3 separate regions of the Mus musculus genome follow, and regions 2 and 3 are each linked to region 1. Evidence: chromatin loops called from intact Hi-C (ENCODE). Cell type or tissue: left cerebral cortex. All regions are shown on one strand. Each heading gives the region's core, and the rest is flanking DNA. Links, peaks and the distances in the headings are about the cores only.

Region 1 (8,142 bases), core at 1,988-4,487:
AAAGTAGACCTATCTTATGATCCAGTAATCTCACTTCTCGGTGTGTTTCAAAAGGCACTGAAGTAAGTATGGATAGGGTGTAGCGAACAGACACAACACAATGCTACTCACTCTTTAAAAATAAGAGAACCCTATCATTTGTGTGCTCTTGAACAAGCTCAGAGAACAACATAGAAAGTGAAATAAATCAGACAATGAAAGCCAAAGCCACCGGTGTGGATTCCAGGAAAGACTGAATTCTTTGACCAGGGTGTAGACTGGTGATTACCAGTTGCTAGGGGCTGATTTAGGAGACAATACATGGTCAATAGATGCAAATTTCAGTGAGACAGATCTATTGTCCCAGTGGTAACGGTGTTAATAATGATGTGGTGTAGTTTTGAAAGTCACTTAGGAAGGCCTTTGACTGCCCTCCAGATTGCTAAGTCTTTGTGGGTCATTAAGCTTTTTAAATTTTTTAATTAATGTTTGATTTTAATGTTTTAATTTTAATGTTTGAGTGCTCTGCTCCATATATATCCACAGGCCAGAAGAGGGCATCAGATCTCCCTAGAGATGGTTGTGAGCCACCATGTGGTTGTGGGGATTTGAACTCAGGACCTCTGGAAGAACAGTCAGTGCTCTTAACCACTGAGCCATCTCTCCAGTCCAGTAATTCATATCTTACCAGCTCCATGTAGTCATTCTACAGTGTTGACATACTTCGAAATATCATATTACATATGATTAATGTACACATTTGTAAAATATGTAATTCTACTTGCCCGTTAAAATAATTTTTAAAGAAGCACAATTCTTGATGAGTAAAGGTTTTGTGCTCAGACTTAAAAGTCTATTCTAATAATCAGATTGTTATAAAGAAGCTATTTTAGAGGCTGGTGAGATAGCTCATTGATTAAAAACAGTCACTGCTCATCTGAGGATCTGAGTTCAGTTTCAAACATTCGTATCGGGCAGCTTACAACCATGTGTAACTCTAGCTCAAGGAAAGCCAATGCCTGCGGCCTCTGCAGGCACCTGCGCTCACACACACACACACACACACACACACACACACACACACACACACACACATCCAGTTAAATGATACAAATAAACTCTTTTTTATCCATTTTTCTTCTTTGTTTGTTTATTTTGAGATAGGTTTCTCTGTGTAACAGCCCCAGCTGTCCTGGAACTTGCTGTGTAGATCAGTCTAGCCTAGAAGTCAGATCCCCCTAACGTTGCCTCCGGAATCGAGGGATTAAAGGTATATAGCGCCACACGAGGCTTCTTTTTCTCCTCCTTCCTTATTTTTTTTTTCAAATAAGCCCTTAAAGTTGGCATTTTAAAATAAAGATGGAGACTCTATCTTGACATGTAAATGAACATTCTGATGAGTGACTTGGTCACAGCACAGTTGTGTGTGCTCAGTGGAAGATGCGTGTCAGAGTCAGCTGCCCTGGAGTCACGTGACTGTCTGTCTGCCACACAGGTGAGGAACACCTCCTGCCAGCTCCTCCAGCTCCGGCTCCGGGTGCTGCTCTGCTCTTCCTGCTCCTGGGTGGGTGACATGAAGCCACCTGGGAGGAAGTTTGAATGTTACCTCCTTTATTGGAGCCACACAGGGACTGCACTGACTCCTCTTCCCCTCACTTTGCCTCATTCTGCGGGGAGATTCTTGAAAATAATTTATTACCTCTCAAGATGTGAGCTCCCCTGAGGGAGGTGTGAGACAGCTTGAGGGGAAAGGCAGGCCCAAACTGGCTCTTCTCAGTGTTTGGAGTGATGATACACATTCCCAGATATGGTGGGGGTGGGAGGGTGAGGGTGGGGGTGGGACACAGGAGATACCACAGGCCCAGGCTGTCCCAGGAGAGTGCTGTTCTATCCCATCTCTACAGGGGACATGGTGGTTTGGTTCAAAAGATAGTATTGTGTATGTAAACTCACTTTTCAAAGTCAAATAGCCCGCCTAAGACATGAGCCCTGTGGTCGATTTGTGGTTAGCTCTATCTGCACCTCTGAAGTTGAGTCTCTCTCGGGGTATTCTTGTGAGCCATCTCTAGTGAACTTTCTCGGATTTCCTTGCTTAAATGATTAACAGACATGTCCTTTGATCACTTGCATAGCAGTGTCACAATCTGAAAGCAAAGGCCGTTCTATTTTGTGGGAGTGTGCAGGCAGGCCTGGGAGGGAAGAATTTTGGACTCTCCCGAGCTCCTTGGAGGCCTTTGCAGACAAAACACTTGGAGAGCGTCTGGCACACTGACAGAAACTATCTGCCTGGGGCCAGTGCTGAGTCTGTCCGAGCTCAGGGGTCACGTCACTGACCTGACGAAGAATGCAGCTTATCTCTCGGATAATGGAAGAAGATCGATACTATAGTCATGAACAGACTTGAACTTGTCTCTCTCGATTTGAACTCACCCCCACCCCCTGTTCAGTAAAAAGACTCAAAAGTGTATTTAGTTAAAACTGGCAAAGCCCACATAGTTAGGTGCAATTAATTTAGTGAGCTAACCAACATACACCGCTTTACCATAAAGATTTACTGTCAGCCTATGCAGCTCAAATCCTTGGGCTTAGACATTTCCCATTAGTGAACAGTGTTCGCATCAACTCTATATTGGGATTAGTGGTTTTTCACGGTTCTGGGAACTGAACTAGAAAAGAGAGTATTTGGTTCTAATGACATTAAAGAGGACTCAATAGATTGTGTTACTTCATAGATTTTCCTTTGCTGTGGATTTTTTTTTTTTTTTTTTTTTTTGGTTGTTGTTACAAAAGAACTATTTTAGGCTTAAATGTATCCGCTGGCCATTTAGTCTATGGAGACACACCACATATTTAATGCTCTGCTTCATTGCCCGCTGAAAGAAATAAGTGCATAACAAAATGCTTTGAAAAATGCTTAATTTCTCAACTGTTGATTTAATGTGTTACGGTTCAATAAGGTGATGAATCGCTCTGCTCTGCTACCACTGGAAACCAGAAAAATGATCCACACTGGTATGTTGCATCTGTGAATATTAAGTTTGTCAATGTAATTTATGACTAGGCAGGTAATATACCGGTAATTTGCATACTAATTGCTGTGGTGGAAGCCAGACGACTTTAATTCGCTAAGCTAGTCTGTCTAAGCAGAAGCCAGCAATTACCTCTCTGTGCTGGAGAGACAGCCTTGTTTAGGAGGAGAGAAAATGGAGGCAGTCAGGAAGCCTACAGAGCTGCCGGGCCCCCTGCTGGTAGCCAGGCAACACGTTTGCACAGAGGCAGCCTTGTGCAGGACCTGTAGGTGAGAGAATGCCTTTCCTCGCTGAGGCAAGCCGGATTTCCCAACCAAGTAACATTCAGAAAGCAGAAGATTAAAGTCAACGAAGCTCACTGCGAGCAGACACAACCTGTCTGTGTGTCCAGTATCAGAAATCTGAAGGCAGGAAAATAGCCCATTTCTATCTCCTGTAAAGGGAGCTTTCAATACAGGTCTTTTGAAACCAGATTTTATTTTTTTTTCATTTATGTATCTATGTACGTGTCTGTCTGTCTGTCTGTTGTGCAGGTAGAAATTGGAGGGTGGTGGAGGAATGCAGCCTGCATACAGAAAGATGTTGAGCATCCCCACTAACAATGAAAGGAAGAACGCTAACCTCTGAGGGATGATTTTTCTAATAGATTCAGAAGGATGAACGCTTTTTTTTTCCTGTGTAGGGCATGCACCACCGAGTGCAGGGTAAACCTGTATTCTTTAGGAGAATGAGATATTAATAACCCTTGAGATTTTTTTTTTGAATATCCTTAGAGCAGTAACCCTACTTCAAGAAATGCACATCCCAGAGCGTGTATACCACGAAGCCCACATGTTCACTTTTATTTTTATTCGATGTATAAAAGTGTGGTCATTTCAAATGATTCAACCAAGCACAAGGCTGTTAATTGTTACATTTTGGGATGATGATAGTTTGTGAATGCCTAACCAACCGCTCAGCAGGAGGAGGCTGATTAAATAAACAGGTACATAGTGCAGAAAGCTTACGAACATCGAGACGTAGAGCCAATGCACAATGTTTGTGCAGATGAATGGCCATGCCAGGCATTGACGGTGGGGTCAGATGGGCCAGTCTATGAATCAGTACTTGGGAGTCTGAAGCAGGAGGATTGCCATGAGTTTGTGGTCAGCTTTGGCAACAGACTGAGACACTATCTTTAAAATAAAGAAATATGAGTGTGGGTGATTAAATAAACAGATCACAATGTGCAGCAGTGTATAAATGGTATTTTTTTATTCCATATAAAAGGTGAATATAGGAAAAGTCAGGAAGGCTATGTTCTAATGTTTAATCACGTCTACCTTTTTAAGCAGGGGCTCTGTCTGGGTCAACTCTAGGAGAGGACTCTTGGTTAGCTTTCCATGTTGGAATTTGACATGAAGCACCCACCTCAAAGACTATGATAACATAGCACAAAAAGCATTGGAAAATGTATCCTATTTGGGGTTGAAGCTCAATGGTAGAGAATTGTCTAGCACGTGTAAATTTTGGCTTCTACTCCCAGTCCCAGATAATAAATAAATGCATAAGCCATACAATGAGTACTTGTGAACTAAACATTCAACAATTGTTAAGTTGCTTTATTTTATTTTATTTTATTTTATTTTATTTTATTTTATTTTATTTTATTTTTATTTGCATGCCAAGAGCTTTAACATTTGAAACATGCTTTTATAAAGTAGGATTCACTTAGGCTTGGTATGGTGTCCTTGTCAGGGTTACGACTTCTGTGATGAAACACTGTGACCAAAGGCAATTTGGGGAGGAGAGGGTTTGCCCAGCTTAGGCTTCCACATCACTGCTAATCATTCAGGAAGTCAGGACAGGAACTCGGCAGGGCAGGAACCTGGAGGCAGGAGCTGATGCAGAGGCGGTGGAGGGTGCTGCTTACTGGCTTGCTCCTTCTGGCTTGTTCAGCCTGCTTTCTATAGAACCCAGGATCACCAGCCCAGGTATAGCGCCATTCATAATGGCCTGGGCCCACACCCTCAATCACTACTTAAAAAAATGCTCTAGAGCCTGGCCATCAAATTATTTCACGGTACTTAATAACTGTAATTTTGCTGCTTTTATGGATTATAATGTAAATAGTTTTAGAGATAGAGGTTTGTCAAAGGAATAGCGACTTCCAGGTTGAGAACCACTGCTGTAGATAAATCACAGGCAGTCATATATCATGCTAGTTACTTACTGTGGTCACGGTAATAATCAGTTCAGAGTAGACCCATGAGGGCTTGAGGAAGACACTTGGAGGTGTGGGGTGGCGGCTGGGGATATGGCTCATGGATAAGGTGCTTGCCTAGCATGTGGGAGGTCCTGGGCTCAAACCCCAGCACTAAAAACAAAACAAAGACTGAACAACAGAACCCACATCTGATTGTATCAGTCTAAAATTTTAAGTTCCTTCTACCTTGGTCAATTTCAGATTAGCAGTGTTTTGAGAAAAATGTCCTGATTAGGTGAGAGCTGCATCTCAGAAGGGTAGGGTGTACTCAGAACAGTACTAGGAAGGTAGGATATACTCAGTACAGTACTGGGACGGTGGGGTGTACTCAGTACAGTACTGGGAAGGTGGGGTGTACTCAGTACAGTACTGGGAAGGTGGGGTGTACTCAGTACAGTACTGGGAAGGTGGGGTGCAAACGGCATGGTGCTGAGTCTGTTGAACCAGGTCTCCACCATCCGCATCAAATGGACATTTCATCCCTCCAGGGAATTCCTGGTATGGAATTCAGTGAATTTAGCCTTTCCCTGCCCTAAGACACCCACAACTCTTGACATTTACAGTTAACTGGTTTTCGAACTTGCATTCAATGAAACCAAAGTAGAGATACTCATTTGGTTGTAGCTTTTCTTCAACTTGGTATTTCTGAAATTTGTTCAGCTTGGTTGTAAGAGATATCATTAAAACACCTGCCCCTCACAAACAAACAAACAACAAACGAAAAGCAAAACCCAAAATAACATTTTGGAACTGGGAAGATCACTCAGTCAGTCAAGTTTGAGTGACAGGCATAAATATCAGAGTTCGATCCCTGGAACTCAAGTAAAAAAATCTGGAAGTGGTTGTCACATAATTGTCATTCCTGGGGAGATGGAAACCAGCAGGTCCTTGGGATTTCCTGGTCAGGGAACCAGTGCTTTAAGAGATCCTGTCTTAAATGACAATGTGGACGGCTCCTTAGGAGTCACACACGTGCTTGCCTGACCTCTGGCCTTATAAGTGTATACACCCCTCACACAATGCACCCACATAGACACATACAAAGCATTGTTTTCCTAAAATAAATTGTGTATTTGGGTTGACCGTTGGTCTGTTATTAGAACAGAAGATGCACCTTAAAGCATGCCTTCTGCCTATTTCTGCTGTTGATCAGCAGATAACATTGCCGTACTGCACGTGGGATGTAGAAGAAGGCAGATTCTATCGTCCTCAGCACTTCTCAGGTTCAGATCTCACATTATCAAAAAGAGAATTGAGTGTGAAATAAATCTATCATCAGAAGCTTTGCTTGGTTGGTTCTCTGTTTTCTTGATGCACGCATGCATGCGTGTGTGTGTGTGTGTGTGTGTGTGTGTGTGTGTGTGTGTGTGTATTGCATGGGTGTTGGGAATCCCTGCATATAGTTACATCAAAGCCTGACCACATGATACAGAGTTTGCATCTGCTGATCTCAAACTGAAAATAGCCTGGCTTTGAATTGCCAGCACTAAGGGCTTTCCATGGCAACATCCTGCCTCCTCTTCAGGGTAGCATTAGACAGCAGAGAGCAGGGATGCAGCCCTGTGATAGTCCAGCAGAGCCCCAGGCTGACTGCAGGAGCTCCCAATCAAGTGAAGGCTACATCCCTGAGGCTCTAGTCCCTGTCGCTGCGAATCAATCCAACACTCGACGTTTTATGGCATTTTTAGCCATTTTCTCAAGGTTCTCCAAAATAGTTATTTCCAACTGCCTTCGAACTGCTATTGGTTTTATTTTGGGAGGGGAGGGGGGAAGAAGGGCATCAATGGCGTGTGGAATCAGTGAGCATCTCTAATTATCTGTTCCTATCATGTGTTCCTCTCCTTTTCTGATTGGTGTTTAAGGGTCATTAGGGGCTAGGTACAGAATGGGAATAGACTTCAGGAAAGAACTACTGACCATTTAAGTTGGTTAGTTAGATTTTTTTTAATTGGTTGCTATCATCATCATCATCACCGTCATTGTCATCATCATCACCATCATGGAGACAGGGTCTTGCTGGGCAGCCCAGCTCGGCCTTCAGCTTTCAATCTCTGTGCTTTCCTTCCGGTAAGCCTGGGATTACAGGCATGCACCACCATGCTCAGGAGGCTGGTTGTTAACTTGAGCATAGCTAAATTTGGGGTTAAAATGAACAAACTACTGCATATCCAGCCCATGCTTCCCCTGCAGGCCCAGGCTGTTGTCTGTAATTCCTGGTCTAAAGGCTGCCCCAGGTACCACAGAGAGCAGGCATGAGTTTCTGCACTCAAGGCTTCCGGCCTTGGCCTCTCTGTTCTGTCCCATGCTGCTTGCTTGTGGTCTTTTCTCCCTGCTCTGGGATGAAAGTTGCCTGAGCCAGGCCACCTTTCACTGTTGCAATGCACAGAGACTCAGGTAGGGAGGGCCAAGCACACTGGGGTGGTTTGAATGAAAATGGTCCCCAGAGGCCCATAGGGAGTGGCACTATTTGGGGGTGTGGCCTTGTTAGAGTGGGTGTGACTTTGTTGGAGGAGATATGTCACTAGGGGGGTGGGTTTTGAGGTCTCATAAACTCAAGCCAGGCCTAGTGGCTCACTGTCTCTTTCTGCTGCCTGCTGACTTGGACATAGAACTCTCAGCTCCCTCTCCAGCACCATGAATGTCTGTCTGCATGCTGCCATGCTTCTCACCATGATGATAATGGAGTAAACCTCAAACAGTAAGCCAGCTCCCGTTCCTTTTTAAGAGTTGCCTTAGTCATGGCGTCTCTTCACAGCAATAGAAACCTTAACCAAGACACAGGAATGGCATCCGTGCATCTGGCTGAGGGCATAAGTGTGGTCCCCGTAGGTGGTTTTCTGCTTCATATGGTGAGCCTTGGCAGGACCATTTCTGGTAATGAAGGCTATC
Region 2 (8,142 bases), core at 3,784-6,283, 220 kb before region 1:
CATCACCTCTGAATGTTTGTAGCCTATTACATGTGACAGGGAGTCTACATAGGGTCTAACCTAAATAAGCATTCTACTGATCAAATTCAAAGCTTTATTACCAATATAAATATTATCCTCTCTACTCAGAGAATGGTTTCCTTACCTTAAGCAGGATAATATCTATATCTGAGTACTTCATGCCATTCACTAACACAGGAATCAACCTAGAAAGAATTCATGAAACATAGATCTAAATACTGATAGTTTTACGTTGTCTTTAACAACCTTATCTATATTATATACTAATTAAGCCAAGAAGCAATATAGTCTTTCAGCATGTCCGGTGCTACATCACTGACCCCTCCCCCCTCCCCCCTCGCCTAATAACTCAAGGAATACAATCAGGATAAGTTTAAGAAACTTGGGCCAGCCAGTCTCAATGCTCAAAAACGTTCCAAAATGGAAGACCAAGAGTAACTAAACATTGCAATTATGCTTCTCTGTCTAGCTAGGGCTCAGGACACAGTGTCCTGAGCCCCCCACACCTGTTCTGGCACCTGTGCATCAGCCCCCACAGGAAACCCTGAAAGTCTACTGACAGTGATAATGAAGCAGCTGCTTTAGAAACCTCTCTACGGTGTGAGGATGCACGCTGAGAGTCTGAGTGTGCTGAGGGCAAGCAGCACTCTGTGCAGGACACTTACTTTGGTAGATGCCTTACAAGTACATCTTTGCATATTGGCTGTTCAGCCAAAGTCAGCCAGAATTCACAGGCCTCCAGAGCTACATTCTCATCTTGGTCTTGGGTTCTCTGCAGCATGTACTGTGAAGAGAATCCATACTGTTCATCAGCTTCATCTGGACAGTGAATAATAACGTAGTCCTGCCACCTTATACTGAAAACCATGACTTCCAACCTGTGCTGCTTTCTCTCTCTTTTAAAGCTCCCTATCTGCCTCTACAACAAGGTTAAAATGTAAGAGCTACTGCTTAACAATGAAGTTTTATTGTATGCATCATTGATCTACTTTTGTGCAGGGGTATAAAAACAAACTGCTGTATTTTCTGACATGTCAATGTTAATCAGAGAAAATAAAAAATAACTCCACATATCTTCCTTAAAATAATTTATAAATAACAAGTTGTATCTTGTAGACAGACTTTTTTTCTGTATTTTAAAGTGATATATAAGTAAATCAGTTTAATTTGGAAAGGCATCCGATTCCACCCACCTACCCCACCCCCCCCTTCTGTTTTTGTCTTCTGCAGACAGGGTCTCGGCATGAATCCCAGGTTGGCCAGAGTTCACCATGTAACCCATCTGGTTTCACACTTAAGATCCTCCTTCTGTCTCCAAAGTGCTGGAGCTACAGGTATGCACCACTACTCCTAGTTCTAACATTTCTTAAGTACAATTTGTAGTTTCAACAAGGTGTTTTATCATGACGTCTGAATATACCAAGCTGAATTCACTTCCGAAATTTCCCATTATCTCTGGGACTAGAATCAAAGTCAATTGATGTATTTTTAGTACACTCTCTCTTTTGGACTGAAACACACTGCATGGCAAGTATGGAAACAGTCACAGGCCCGCTCTACTACTTGTCAAATACTATGTGTGTACTGCTCATAAAGTGTTACATATATTATAAAATCAGGATGCCTAGGCGTGGCCTACACCAAGTGATAAAATGTTAAAGTTTCTAATTAGCTTCAAACAAGCAGCTGTGAGACTGAACGCTGGGGATGGAGCCCTCAACTGCTAACCACCGAACACCCCGGGTTCTGCAGAGTCTACCATGCTGTAACTCCATTTCTAAGAGACCCACTCTCATCACACAGCACACAAGTGAGGCTAATAATACACTGCTTAAAGCACTTGGAAAGCCATATAATAAACAAGTAGGACTCTATTCTGCACTATGAAATCAGATGGTAGAGCTTGACTCTAGTGGTACTACATGGAGCCTAAATAACTGCTTCCCTTCTCTATCTTCTAGAGTCTTCACTTAAACAAGTGCAACTGATATGTTTCCTAGTGACCTGACTTCAACTACACAAGAATGGAAAAACCTTTAACATCTACTTGGGTTGTTGAACCAAGCTAGGGTCTCTCTGTGCAGTCCCTGCAGCCCTGGACCTCGCTCTATACACCGGGCTGGCCTGCCTCTGCCTTTCTAGTGCTGGGATGCAGGATGCCCTGCTCCCCCACCACCTTGCCAATGTCCTTCTTAGAAACCTCAACCTTCTGCTAAGTCACAAAATTAGGCGAATCATATTGATAATGAAACTACAAACTGACAGATTCAATTTTTAATTTTATTTTATAACAATCCAAGAATACATCACCCAATATCCCCCAAATACCTATAACTCGGCATACTATTTTTAATGAGAATTTCCTAGTCATGATGAGCAAAACCTAGTCTCTATGTTTAAATAATTCCTCCACCGGGCAGTGGTGGCGCACGCCTTTAATTCCAGCACTTGGGAGGCAGAGGCAGGCGGATTTCTGAGTTTGAGGCCACTCTGGTCTACAGAGTGAGTTCCAGAACAGCCAGGGCTACAAAGAGAAACCCTGTGTTGAAAAACCAAAAAAAAAAAAACCAAAAAAAAAAACAAACAAAAAACAAACCAAAACAAAAAAAAAACCCCTCTAATAATAACTTAAATCTCACAAAACAAAACAAAACAAAAACAAAACTGACCAAGAGGATTTACAATTTAAAAACAGCCATATCTATTTCATGTGTCTTCCCTCAAAGGGGATGCTTTGGTTACCTCGACTATGTTGTGCATATGAGGAAGCAGGCGATCCATCCGGACTTCAAGCAACATCACAAGCGCCCGGCACACGTTCTTCCGCACCTCTGCTTCCTCGTCGCCAGCCAGTGCAAAGAGGTTCTGTTGTACACGAAACACAGGTTCCCTCCTAGTTAGACCATAATTTCTATTTTCTCCTTTTTGATTTTGTGGGAAAAAGTCTCTTTGTGCACTGTGGCTAATCTGGAACTCCTTTGTGCACATACACATCTGGGGGTTGCACAAAGTACGAGTGCCCACAGAGGCCAAGTCAGTCCTTGGAGTTGGAGTTGGTTATGCGTCATCTGATGTGGGTGCTGGGAATGAACTCAGGTTCTCTAGATGAGTGGTACTTCCTCATTAAGCCATCTCTCCAGGCCTAAAACACCACTCTTAATGACAGCCAGGCTTTGTGTGCAGGGTATAGGCATGTAAGTGATGCAGGTAAGTAAGTACATGTGTGTGAGAGGAGTGTGTGCACGTGGAGACCAGAGGTATCCCACAGCCAGTCTATTATACTGCTATACCACCACCACCACCACCACCACCACCATTTTAATTAGGTGAGCTCACTCACTAAACCTGAAGCCTCACAATTCTTCTTGACATTTGTTGGTTATCAAGCTGAAGGGATCTCTCCTCCTTTACCCCACCCCAGTGCTGGCGTTATAGGCACACAATGCCATGCTTGGCTGTTTATGTTGAGTGCTAGAAATCAATCTGAGCTAAAGTCATATTACAGACTGAGCCATCTTCCCAGCTGCTCAGCTGTATGTAATTTAAAAAAAAAATTTTTTTTTTTGGATTGCTGTATGTGCAGTCCTAGCTGTCTGAAAGCTGAGGCAGAAGTTCCTGGACAGCCTAAGCTAGATCCTGTTTCAAAGACCCACCCACAAGCTAATTAACAAACTAATGGCACTGCATCATCCTCTGGGTGTAAGTGCTCACTTCCCTATTGGAGCAGCAGAGGGAGCCGGAGAACAACCCAAGCCTAGATCGTTGCTATTCACCAAGTCAACTACCTACCTACTAGTAGAGAGGAAAGTGAACAGTCACCACTCCTGTGCTAATGCTTATAAACTCCTCTAGAAGGTTAATAAGTGGGAGCATTACACAGAATAGTATATCCAATTGTCACAGCCCAAGATACTAATATTATTCATTTCATAGATTAATAATTAGCAGGGGTTAAAAATGTGCCAGCTGGTAAAGGAATTGAAACTAGCCTGCATGGAATCTTAGGTCCACACTGATAATTTTTGACTATAACAAGTTTTTACTAAGACCAAGCCACCTTTAGGATGGGCACAGAAGCTGGTGCCCTCTGGTTGTCCTGAGAGATCAAGAGTTCAAGGCCACTCTAAGATAGACACTAAAGCGAGAGAGAGTCCGCTCAGAGTGAGCATGTACGCTGTGTCCAAAGTCTAACAACCTGAGATTTGCCCCTAGCATTCAGCTGTTGTTTTGTTTTTTCAAAAGGGGAAAACAAAACAAAACAACCTGATGTAGTGACACTCGTTTGCAATGCCAGCAACACCTACAGTGAGCTGGGCTGTAGACAGAGAAGGCGGCCAGGAAGCCCGGAGGGAGGCCTGACAGTCTGCAGTCTATAGCACAGTAGCAGAAACAGGAAATTCAGTCTCAGCAAGGCAGGAGTGAACTGACAACTGTCCCAGGACTCATGCACACACCACTTCTTACAAATCCTTAAACACGCTGGGCTGGGTGGGGCGGGGTGGACAGGTGGAGGCAGGCAGATCCGGGAAGTAAGAGGCCAGCCTGGTCCACAGAGAGAATTCAGAAAGAAGCTGTTGAGAAAATTAAAATGACTCCATCCCTTCTTAGAATTTCAGCTTTTCTGCTTGCTGCAATCAGGAAGAGGTTCTGAAAAGAAACTGCTCTGCTTATGGACTGTGGCCAGATTATTATTTTTTAAAATAGATTTATTTATTTATTTTATGCATGTGAGTGCACTGTAGCTGTGCAGATGGTTGAGATCCTTCATGTGATTGTTGGGGATTTTATTTAGGACTTCTGCTCACTCTGGTTGGCTCTGCTTGCTCCAGTCAACCCTGCTTGCTCTGGCCCAAGGATCTATTTATTATTATAAATAAGTATACTGTAGCTGTCTTCAGACACACCAGAAGAGGGCGTCAGATCTCATTACAGATGGTTGTGAGCCGCCACGTGGTTGCTGGGATTGAACTCAGAACCTCTGGAAGAGCAGGCAGTGCTCTTAACCACTGAGCATCTCTCCAGCCCCCATGGCCAGATCTTAGTCTCTTTCACTAATCTATCATATTATTCATCCCCGTAGCAGCAGCACCCCCCCCCCATCCTGCCCTCACAAATCCCTCCACCATTACCCACTCCCCTTCTCCTCAGAGAAAGGGAATCCCCTCCTTGGGTACCCGCCTGCCCCCAGGGACATCAAAGTGGCAGCATGATCTTCTCCCACTGAGGCCTGACTCAGTCCAACTAGGGGAAGGGGATCCAATGGCTGGCAACAGAGTCAGAGACAGCCACTCCACTTCCAATTGTTAGGGGACCCACATAAAGACCAACCTGAACATCTGCTACCAGTATGTAAGGGCCTAGGTCCAGCCCCTGAATGCTCTCTGGTTGGTGGTTTAGTCTGTGAGCCCCCATGAGCATGACCTTATTCTTCTGCAGTTATGCCACTAAGACATTATTTAGTATTTAAGAGCTAATAGTTTTCTTGAGTCCTCTATATTTATAATGTAAATCAATAGAAAAACAGAAAGTTATTCCTAAATGGTCTGGCCTGTATACTGAGGCCATTTAAGACTACCATGTAATGCAGTTAACAGTCAGGTCAACATTATGTAGCTGTTCTTTTAGTATGTACCTTTGGATTGTTACAGGCCAACTTCATCCAATCTTACTAAGTATTTTGTGTTTGCTTGCTTCAAAGGTTACTCATGGTCTAGGAAAATCGTGCATGTACAAACTGAATGGTATATTGAAGAAGACTTCTAAACAGTCAAACTAGGAGGCAGAACCACATATATTCACTCCATAACCCATATCTGGATCACATTTCCAATGTTCTAGCACATAAAGAATGCTTTTATTTTCAGCTAGGAAAACCTAGTAACATTGTATCCAATTTGAATCCCATCAGCACTAGTCCAAGCCTGGGGCAGTCTTACCTCAATGAAGGAATCGATGTGCAGCATGAGCGCCTGGGTCCGACTGATGATGAACTGATTGACACATGCAACAGCATGAGACCTAGAAACCAAGGCACACATCAGCATACGCTTACTGTTGTTACAACAAAAGGCGCATCTCTAGAGATACTATGGTGTCTGTAGGATCTGTACAACACCAATGACCCCGTAAGCGGGAACTGCAGTTGTGGAGCACCATAGCTCCACAGCATCTAAAAACAACAGAACAGTGCTGGCATGTAGCCAGTCACTTTGACTTTATTAATTTTGAGTAAGACCTGCGTGGTGCTATACAAATAACACTTACTCAAATAATATAGGGTTTTTTTCTGTGCAGTTTCTTTTCTGTAGAACAAAATACTTTGAAGAGAAACTATGTGCTCTCTTTAGAAACATCTGAACATTTAGTAAGTACAGAGCAAACTTAAGCACAGTTGAACCCATTTCCATTTCAATTCCCATTATGGAATGCTTGTGTGGTGTAGGCCAGATAATATTTAGTCTGTCTTTAACCCACACGTTTAGTGGATAGAACTTTTCATCGTTTCCATTACCACACTGACAAGCTGTTCTGTTCTTATCAGCAGCTCCACACCACTGCGACTTTCTTCTGCATTGAGATGTACCAGAAAATAACTTTAAAAGTAAAGTTAGCACTCCTGAAAGTCTCCACTGTCTAAGGCTCTCCTTGCAGTGCAGCAATCACTCCCCATTACCTTTTATGAGCCATATCTTAAATGAATGTGATTTGCTAAAACACTCAAAAGTTCCTGTTCAAGAGCGCCTAGAACCCAGTATGACACTGTGGTCCCTAAACCAGGGCACAGAGGAACTGCGTGTGCATGGAGTTTACACTGACAGGGGAGATTTTTAAATCAAAGTTTTCTCTTTTTTCTTTTTACTCTGTAGCCCCAGTTAGCTGACCTCAAGCTCACAGATCTACTCTCCTCTGCATCCCAAGATCTGGGATCAAAAGTATCTGCCATCATGGCTGGCAAAGCAGATTATTTTAATGAATGCATTAGTTTGGTAGTTTGAATGAGAATGGCCTCTATAGGCTGATATATCTGAGCCTAATATGCTTAGTCACCAGGAAGTGGAACTGTCTGAAAGAAGTATTAGGAGTGTGGCCCTATTGGAGTGGGAGTGGCCTTGTTGGAGAGAGTGTGTCACTAGGGGGGAAGTCTGACTCTTTCTGCCTGTGCATCAGGACTTACTGCCCTTCTGCCCCTGCTGGCATGCTTCTTGCCATGACAAGGACTAAGCCTCTGAAACTGTAAACAAGCTCCAAGTTAAACGCTTTAATGAGTTGCCTTGAGGTTGGTTTCTCTTCACCACAGCAATAGACTAAGAAAGACAGCTAGGGAGAAACATGCTATTTAAATGGAATCCTGACCTCCAGAGCAGCAGCAGTTCTCAACCTTTGGGTTGTGACCCCTCTGGAGGTCAAACAACCCTTTCATAGTGTTGTTGTTGTTGTTTTTAATCACGTGTATTTGTATGTGTTTGTGTAAGTTACTGAAGGGGTCCTTGGAGTGACGCATACAGGTGATTTTAAAAAAAAACTGGGGTGTCGTATATTTTTGTCCGTTTGAGACAGGTTTTCTCTGAGTATCCCTTACTGTCTTAGAACTAGTTCTGTAAATCAGGCTGGCTTTGAACTTGGGGGATCCACCTGACTCTGCCTCAGAGTGTTGGGATTAAATTCGTGAGCCACCACCATTCACTCAAGTTTTCACATCTTAAGAGGTGGCTGTGAGCCACAGTATGGGTCCTGAGAACTTAGCTCAGGCCCTCTGAAATAGTACACGCTGACCATCTAACACCGCGCGATGCGTTCATCTTTGCAATTTTTATTTATTCGTTTTTGGGTTGTGTGGGGTTTTGTTTTGTTTTGTTTTTTTGAGATTAGGGTTCTTTATACATCCTTGCTATCGTGGAACGCGTCACTATGTAGACCTACTCCCTGGCCTTCAACCCCGAGATCTGCCCGCCTGCCTCTTTGAATGCTGGAATTAAAGGCAGCACTGTCACGCCCAGCTTCTATATTTGAAAAGCTTTTGTTAGCTTTATTCCCCTTCTTACTTGCATCTTATTCTGGTCACATATTTCCTCATTATTGGAGAATCCTTTTATCTTTGAACTGCCTGCTGTCTCTTCCCCT
Region 3 (8,142 bases), core at 3,784-6,283, 170 kb before region 1:
AAAGACATCCTGACACCTGACTCATCCATCTTGTTAAGAAATGGAAGCTACTATGGTAAAATGGTTTTACTTTAAAATACCTAGGTTGGGTGTGGTGGCATATACCCACATGTGGTATATTTAATTTCAGCACTTGGGAGGCAGAAGCAAGAGGATCTCTCTGTGAGTTCCAGGCCAGCAGGATCTATGTAGTAAGTCCTAGGCCAGCCAGGATTATACAGAGAGCCTGTGGCAATAAGAACAAGAATAAAGTAAGTAATTGAGCGGTTTTCCTTTTTATGTATTTCATAATCTGAAAAACCCATTTTGTTCTTGATGATTTATACACGTAATGAACATGTTTCATTTCAAAATTTCAATAGTTTATTCTAGTATAATGTGAATTAAAACACTTGAGGCAAATCTGACCACACCAGTTAGTGTCGTTGCTGTCTGAAACTGCTTTGCACTACAATGGCAAGGCTAGTATGGACCAGAGAGTAGAAAATATCTATAATCTGCCACGTATGCTCAGTGGACCAAGAACACAGTAGGTGCTTACCTCCTGCACACACAGAGGAATGGGCTTCCAGCTCCCAACGCGCCAGCTGCACTCTACTCTTCATGGACCTCTCCTAGGCCTCCCTGGGCTACAGCAAACCTGTCGGCCTCTGACAGTGCTTGTGGCATCCTCTGCTCACATCTCTCTCCACAGCTACTGCACCAGCCAGCCAAGGCGACCCGAGCTTGTGCTCTCTGCAGCTGAGGGAGCCGACTTCTAAGAGTTTACTGCTTTAACTTGCTGACTTCAGAAAACCGTGTTTACTAAATATTTCCTTCTCTTGTTAAATACTGGTGTATATGTGTGTCTGTCCAGAGAGAGCTTCACTGCTGAGTGTGCCTGGGTAACTGGCCTGCGAGCTTCCAGGGAGTCGCCTGCCTCTCCCTCGCATCGCTGTAGGAGAAGCTGATTCCAGGGCTTCACGTGTTCTGGGACCTAAGCTCGCTCGCTTTCATGGCAAGCACCTGACCCATGGAGCCACCTCCTCAGCTCAGTTAGTTTTCAAAAATGTTAATCCCTAATGGAAACAAATGAAAGTTGACTCTGTAACTCGATGTTCACTTTTTAATGATGTGATTGTCATTATTGTTAAGCATTTGCTTACAGAAATACAACAGTTTGGAACATTCAATTATTTCTCTCCTATAATTTCTTTTGTTAGGAAAGACAAAAGTGATAGGAAGGACCTGTGTCCTTTCTGGGACAAGCACTTCTGGTGGGCGTGAAGGAGGAGTGCAATGTACTATCTCATCACTGTTTCAGTCAGCTGTAAAATGCAACCCACGTGCATGTATGTGGGGTTTGCCTTCCTTCTGTTTTCCTTCTGTTTTCAGCATGAAATCTTCTATCCTTCTTATGTTAAACAGCTCTAGTCTTCTTGGCTTATTTTCCATTAAGACTTTCATTTATTTCACCAGGAATGGGCTTCATCGAGTATAGTTTTCAATTCAATTACTTAATGGGCCTTTAAACTTCTCTTAGTCACTAAATTTAATCAAATTTGTGACTTCTTTGGTTTTTCTCTTTGCCATTTGTTGGAGAGCATTACTAAGAATGCTGAGCCCACATATTGTTGCTGCAACCATTTCAGAATCCAGATGTCTCTCTATATATATTATATATCTCTATGTATACAATTAGATTTCCTCCTGGTAAAGATTTTTTTTTTCCATTTTCTAAAATGTGGAAAGTTAAGGTCTGTCTGGTTTAATTTTGTAACTTAACCATTCATTACTTGGAGTATGTACTACACAGAAATGTACAAGTAGTATCTTTTAGACAGACAGACAGACCTAGATTCAGAGTCAGGCTTGCATATCTAGCCCTTGTGCAAAATGCATCTCCACCTTTTCCCATCAATCAGAGAAAAATAATTTCCATGTGTAACACAGAACTATGATGATGAGAATTCGGTATAAGAAATGATATGTAGCAGACAGATGACTACAGGTACCTCCTGACTACAATGGAAAGGAGCACTAATTCAGTCCCCCTCCTTCTCCTTTGTCGCCCAACAGTGGTGCATTAGCATTATGCTGCTTCTATTTATTTCATAAACATTACCAAATTCCCTCAAGCAAGCCTAGCATAGTAGTGAACATCTATTACCTTTGCACAGGGACGATGGCGGCAGAAGGGGACGATCTGAGGCTAACCCTGAGCAACAGAGGCTGTCTTCAAACAAACAACAGCAGCCCTAACGGTAGAGGCTTGTAAGCACAAGCTAAAGCAAGAGGATGAAGAGTGTAAGGGTTGCCTGGACTAGAGTGAGTTCAAGGTCAGCGCGCATAACTTAGTCCATCCTCAACATGTAGCCTGCATGAGGTCATGAGCTCAATCTCTAACACTACTCACACAGACAGTAACAGCAATAAAGATCAAACCACCACCAAGAGCAGAGCAGAGCGGTCCACAACATTAATCCAAGCACTCAGAAGGCAGAGGCAGACCTCGGTGAGATGGAAGCTAGTCTGGTCTTCTGAAAGTGTTCCTGTACAGCCAGGGCTACAGAGAGGGGCCCTGTCTCAAACCACCACCATGAAAAATAAACCTGCTGTCTTAGTTAGGGTTTTACTGCTGTAAACAGGCACCATGACCAAGACAAGTCTTATAAGGATAAACATTTAATTGGGGCTGGATTACAGGTTCTGAGGTTTAGTTCAGTATTATCAAGGCAGGAACGAGGCAGCATCCAGGCAGACATGGTATAGGAGGAGCTCAGAGTTCTGTATCTTCATCTGAAGGCTGCTAACAAAATACTGACTTCCAGGCAGCTAGGATGAGGGTCTTAAGCCCATGCCCACAGTGACTCACCTACTCCAATAGGCCACAACTATTCCAACAGGGACACACCCTCTAATAGTGCCACTCCCTGGGCCAAGCATATACAAACCATCACATTCCACTCCCTGGCTCCCATAGACTTATTCAAACACATGAGTCTATGGGGGCCATATCTAGCCATAGCATAAAAGTACATTTAGTCCAACTTCAAAAGTCCCCAGTCTGTAGTGGTCTCAACAATGTTAAAATTTCAAACTTCAAAGTCTCTTCTGAGATTCATCCAATCACTGAACTGTAATCCCCAAAGCAAGGCAGAAAACCAGCTGAGCCAATTCCAAACTCTGCATCTCCAAGGCTGATGTCAAAGCAGTCTTCAGATCTCCAACTCCTTTTTCATCTGTGTTGAAACTGCTTTCTCCTGGGCTGGTTCCACTCCTGTTAGCAGCTTTCATGGCTCTGGCATCTTTAGTATCTTGGGGTCTCCAAGTCAACTTCAACTTCACAGATTCTTGTTTCAATATCTGAGATCCACACATGATCTTCTGGGTTCCTCGAAAGGGCTGGCATCACTTCTCCAGCTCTGCCCTCTGTAGCACCCTAAGCTCAGGTTGATCCACTCCACTGCCATAGCTGTTCTTGGTGATCAGCCAAGAACATCCCCAATATTCTGAGGCCTTCTGCTGCAACTCGGCTTTACCAATCGCCTCTCATAGGCTCTCTTCATGGTGCCAAGTCTCAAATCCTTCAGTCCTGTGCCATTAACTGCAACCGAGGCTGCACCTTCACCAATGGCCTTCCATGGCTTCTCACAATGCCAAGCCTCAGCTGTTCTTCATGACTTCTTCATGTCTTCAAACCAGTACCACCTGAGTGACCCTTCAAGTACAGCAGCAGCAGGAGGTATAACCTTGGCTATATCCAGAACACAGCTGCTTTGTGCTCACAGAAAACACTGCCCAGAAGATTTCACCTCTGTGATACTGACTTCCAGGAAGCTAGGACAAAGCTCAAGCCCACGGTGACACACCTACTCCAATAGGCCATACCTACTCCAACAGGAGCACACCTTCTACTAGTGCCACTCCCTGGTCCGAGCATACACAAACCATCACACTTGCCTTAAGCAAAAGTAACCAGACAATATGAATTCAGAAACGTGAATGATACCCAGCATCTCAAAGAAACATCTAAAGTGCAGCTAATTGTCTCATGCACAAAGATGTTCGGTGTAGTGATTATGTAACTACAAAAAACAATTAAAAACTCTTTAAGAGAAATTCACACAAACATTACACATTCATAAAAAAACAAACAATATCACTTATTAGCTTAAGAAAATGCAAGCAGAAAATTACTTATGCAATAAAATCTCAACTGTGTAAATATACACATTTGTAGAAAATACACTGAAGGGCTTAGATAAATTACTGTACCATCCTGAAATTGGCAATTTTAAGTTTATTTCTCATAGTTATAAAAAACACTGAAAACGATGATGACGAGAACATTAGTGATTTGTGGAGCATCGACTCCATGTGGGCCTGGTTCTGAGAGCTTCCTAAGTGAACTCAGTTCTCAGAACACAACCGAGATGATGTAACCTGTTTCACGTTACACTGACAATTACAAAGGGCCTGGCTTAGATTGCCCATCCACATGCAGGACAAGCCTACCTTGTATCATAACCTAAGCCATTAGAAGGACACCGATGATTCAAACCCCTCACACTGAGAGCCACCTGTCTCCTTTCTGTACTAAATTCAAATAGTTCCACTGCCACTGACTGCCTTTTAGAAATAAGATGTGAGCTGGGTGTGGTGGCGCACACCTTTAATCTCAGCACTTGGGAGGCAGAGGCAGGTGGGTTTCTGAGTTCGAGGCCAGCCTGGTCTACGGAGTGAGTTCCAGGACAGCCAAGACTACAGAGAAACCCTGTCTCAAAAAAAAAAAAAATTTTTTTTTTGAAGACAAATCTCCATCCTCGTTTCTTGTTTCATTTGTGCATGAAGATGCTTGAAAGCGAATACTCTACTCATCACACCAACTACAGTCCTTCTAAGAACAGTGCCTAGGATAGATGTGTCAGAACCACACAAAGGCTTTGAGAACCTCCCTTCCTAACCTCTACCTGACTAACCACAGTCCACCCACTCTCACAAACCTCTGTCCAACAGTGAATACACTCCTCTAACCTGCTAGAGCCTTACTAACACTAGCCAAGCAGGACCTCATCTTGTGAGAAGTTTCCTTTTGGAAGGTGCACTGTCCTCCGTGATTCTGAAATCACCAGTTACACTCTAGTTCAGCTCTCTCAATCTCTGCACGTAAGCATTTGGGGGGGGTGGGGAGGGCCAAATCTTTGGCATCTTATACCACATTCTTTTCTTTCTTTCCTGGTTTGTTTGTTTTTGGAGACAGAGTTTCTCAGTGGAGCCCTGGCTGTCCTGGAACTCAGAGATCTGCCTGCCTCTGCCTCCAAAGGCAGTCCGCATGCTGTCACCTTCCTCTCTTTCATTTATTCTGGTTACATTTACTTCATGTGGAACTTGACTTGGCTTCCTTAGAACCTGATTTCTTTTCAAAAAAAAAAGCTTGCCAATATGGCTAACAAACACAAGAAATTCCTCTAAATATAGCACATGTTCACATTTCAACACAATTTAAGAAAACTGAATGCACACAATCACTTTAACATAAGTAAAAAAAAATAGTCATAAAACAATGACTATAACAATTATTGATACTGGAAATAGTCACAGCTAGGATCTTTTTTTTTTTTAAGATAAAATTCTATCCTGTTGCTATTATATAATGGCAAAAAGGCACAGCTAGGATCTTTTTTTTTTTTTAAGATAAAATTCTATCCTGTTGCTATTATATAATGGCAAAAAGGCTTTTAGGAATGGAGGGAGAAATACAAAAATATTTTCTATAGGTCTTTCAGTGGGAGGAATTCAGTAATTTCTGGCCAGGGCAGGATGGAAAAGCACATGGCTAATGGAAGGCCGAGGCCCTCTTCAGAAAGGGAAGACGAACCACTCACAGTGCAGTAGGTGTACACGGACTCAAGTAAAAGCTGAATTGCCAAACCACTATTCACCCACACACGGCAAGTGTCAAGGAGTTTAAAATAAATCGGCCACCTCTAAAGTAGTATTTTTCCTTTGCACTTGCAAATTTCCACATAGACCAGCCATTCTCTAGAACCAGGACGGAGGGTTACAGGACAGTAACAAGGATCACTTCTCACCAACTACAAACCATCCACTTACTTCATTAGCACACTTTCTTACCACACTTAAGTGAAAGTTTCGATAGGGAAACTCAAAACCCAGCAGGTACTTTTGGTATCCTAAAGATGAACACGTCTGAGCGTGCACATTGCAGACAGACAGGTCAGTTCCAAATACTGATTTCACCGAATATTTTGCATTTAAGGAGCGTCTTCTCTTTAGGGGGGAAAAGCATTGCTTACGTACTCATTGAAGCCATCACTGTTTTTCGAACAGGACATACTAAGCTTCTTAATACAATCTCCCCAACTAGTGGACAGCCTCTGACTTCGTTTCTACAGTTAACAGCTGATTCGCGACTGGCGTAACAAAGTGAAACTGTAAACAATCCCTGCAAACCCCACGTGATTAAAAAAAATTAAGCCCCGCGAGATCATTTCTAAGAGGAAGAAAGCCTTTCTAAAGCCAGTTTGATTGTGGTGGCGGGTCTGTTCCTCGGCGGCCCTTCCCCGTGGCGTGGGCAGACAGAGGCAGACGTGCAAAACCCACAAACCTAAGCAAAACCCGTAGTTACAAACATTAAAATTATGTTCACAGGTCGCGAGGCCAGCAGGCCCTCGGGGGAGACGGATCAGCTGGCTGCAGAAACCGGAGTGTGCGAGGCTCCGGGACAAAGACCGGCGACCTCGGGCCCTCGCACCGTGCGGCCTGACGGGCATCGCAGCGGCTCGGCCCGCCAGCCTCCCGCCACCCCCAGGACCGACCTCCCGCTCCTGGGGCGCCGCCTGCCCTGTCCGGGACCCGCAGGGCGCCCGGGACCGCAGCTGTTGGGCTTAGAACCGCGCCGTCGCCGGCGGGCTCCAAACGGCCAGGCCCCGTCCGAGAGGGCGGACAGCGGAGCGCGGTCCCCTCGGCGCGGCGGCCGGTCGGAGCTCGCTCGGGCCGCTTCCCACCCGCCTCCGCCCTGGCCACGCACCCTCACGCCAACCTACCCGGTCCCACACCATCCCAGAGGCCTCCGGCGCTCGGGCCTTTCTGCCGAAGCGGCGCTGCCTCCCGTCCGGGGCCTGAAATGGCTGCGGAACAAAGAGAATCCGGGCTCCGGCGAGCGCCGGTCCGATTGGCCGGGGGGCGGAGCCCGGCGCGGGAATCTTCGGCGGCGGTCGCCTTGGCAACGGCGACGGGGCTGGGAAAACTGCGGCCTGGGCCTGCTGGCCTGCGTCGGGAAGGCGGGCGGGCGGGCGGCGCGCCCCAGCGGTTTTCACCAAGCGGGGTCCCGGGGTCGACGCCTCGGCCCCGTGCCCGCCTCACACCCCCTCGCGCCCACTGCAGCCCCCACAAGCCAGCCTGGGGCTCAGTCGCGGCCTCCGCTGCCCAGCCCGTTGAGTGTGAACGCCCAGATGCACGGCCCTTCCGGCGGCAGGTGACGTGCGTGCCCGGAGTGCACTCGTGTCCCCCCCGGGAGACCGCCGAGCCCAGAGCCCGGCGACACCCACCAGGCCGCTCGTCCCACAGTCGAACTGTTACAGCTTTCCTGGGACAAGGCAGAAGGGTGTGGGCGGACGGCGGCCCCCTTGATAACACAGGGGCTTCTGAAATGTGCTGATGTAGCACGAAACTACCATATAAAACCAAATGAAATGATTTAGAAAATTAGGTTTACATCTCTAGGTATGTTTCTACTATAAAGCTAGTTCCCTGAGCTTGGAGATAATAAGCTCTCCTCTCTCCTTATACAGCCACCACCAGAGAGGTACTGTAACTTCAAGCTGAAAGTGTTTTAAAATGGGAGAGGTAGGCACTTTTCAAGCCAGTTGCAATAATGGTAATGAAGAGAGGTGAATTGTTCTTCCCAGTGGTAGCACACGCTTTTAATCCCAGCACTTGGGAGGCAGAGTCAGGCAGACTTCTGAGTTCAAGGCCAGCCAGGGCTATACTGAGAAACCCGGTCTTGGAAGAATCGTTCTTCCCTGCCTGGTTATTTTTACACAAACTTACCACGTATGAGTATTTTAAATATGCACAGCAAGGTGGTCCTTTTTTCTGAGTGAGTGGCCAGCGAGAATTATCTTCACATCAGTGCTT

Evidence for each region. Peaks named below come from ENCODE experiments on the same cell type or tissue, not always from the same donor. Only the 100,000 strongest peaks of a DNase experiment are listed, where the experiment ranks them.
Region 2: it touches region 1 in a loop (2.7-fold over the local background); 22 of 42 quality-filtered maps call a loop at or near these places.
Region 3: a loop joins it to region 1, with 4 times the contacts of the local background. A loop is called at or near these places in 12 of 42 quality-filtered maps.

Annotation. Positions count from the first base shown.
Region 1 is chr13:99,090,297-99,098,438 of GRCm38, forward strand. No RefSeq gene overlaps it. Among named protein-coding and RNA genes, the nearest start is that of Gm807, 6.3 kb to the right of the region's middle. In left cerebral cortex, for the core only: a CTCF peak has its summit at 3,227 (motif pointing left); a DNase peak (open chromatin) is centred at 3,229; H3K27ac peaks cover 494 bases.
Region 2 is chr13:98,864,283-98,872,424 of GRCm38, forward strand. It overlaps Tnpo1 (transportin 1), which reads right to left. Exons shown (of 24, transcript NM_178716.3): 7 at 5,958-6,039; 8 at 2,764-2,886; 9 at 687-805; 10 at 146-206. Among named protein-coding and RNA genes, the nearest start is that of Gm34995, 52 kb to the left of the region's middle. In left cerebral cortex, for the core only: a CTCF peak has its summit at 4,928 (motif pointing right); no DNase peak of the experiment used is centred there.
Region 3 is chr13:98,919,202-98,927,343 of GRCm38, forward strand. It overlaps Tnpo1 (transportin 1), which reads right to left and starts at 7,183. Exons shown (of 24, transcript NM_178716.3): 1 at 7,050-7,183. The coding sequence starts at 7,064. Gm52051 reads left to right here and starts at 5,211. Exons shown (of 2, transcript XR_003950643.1): 1 at 5,211-8,142. In left cerebral cortex, for the core only: no CTCF peak of the experiment used is centred there; DNase peaks (open chromatin) are centred at 5,020 and 5,994; H3K4me3 peaks cover 1,429 bases; H3K27ac peaks cover 1,048 bases.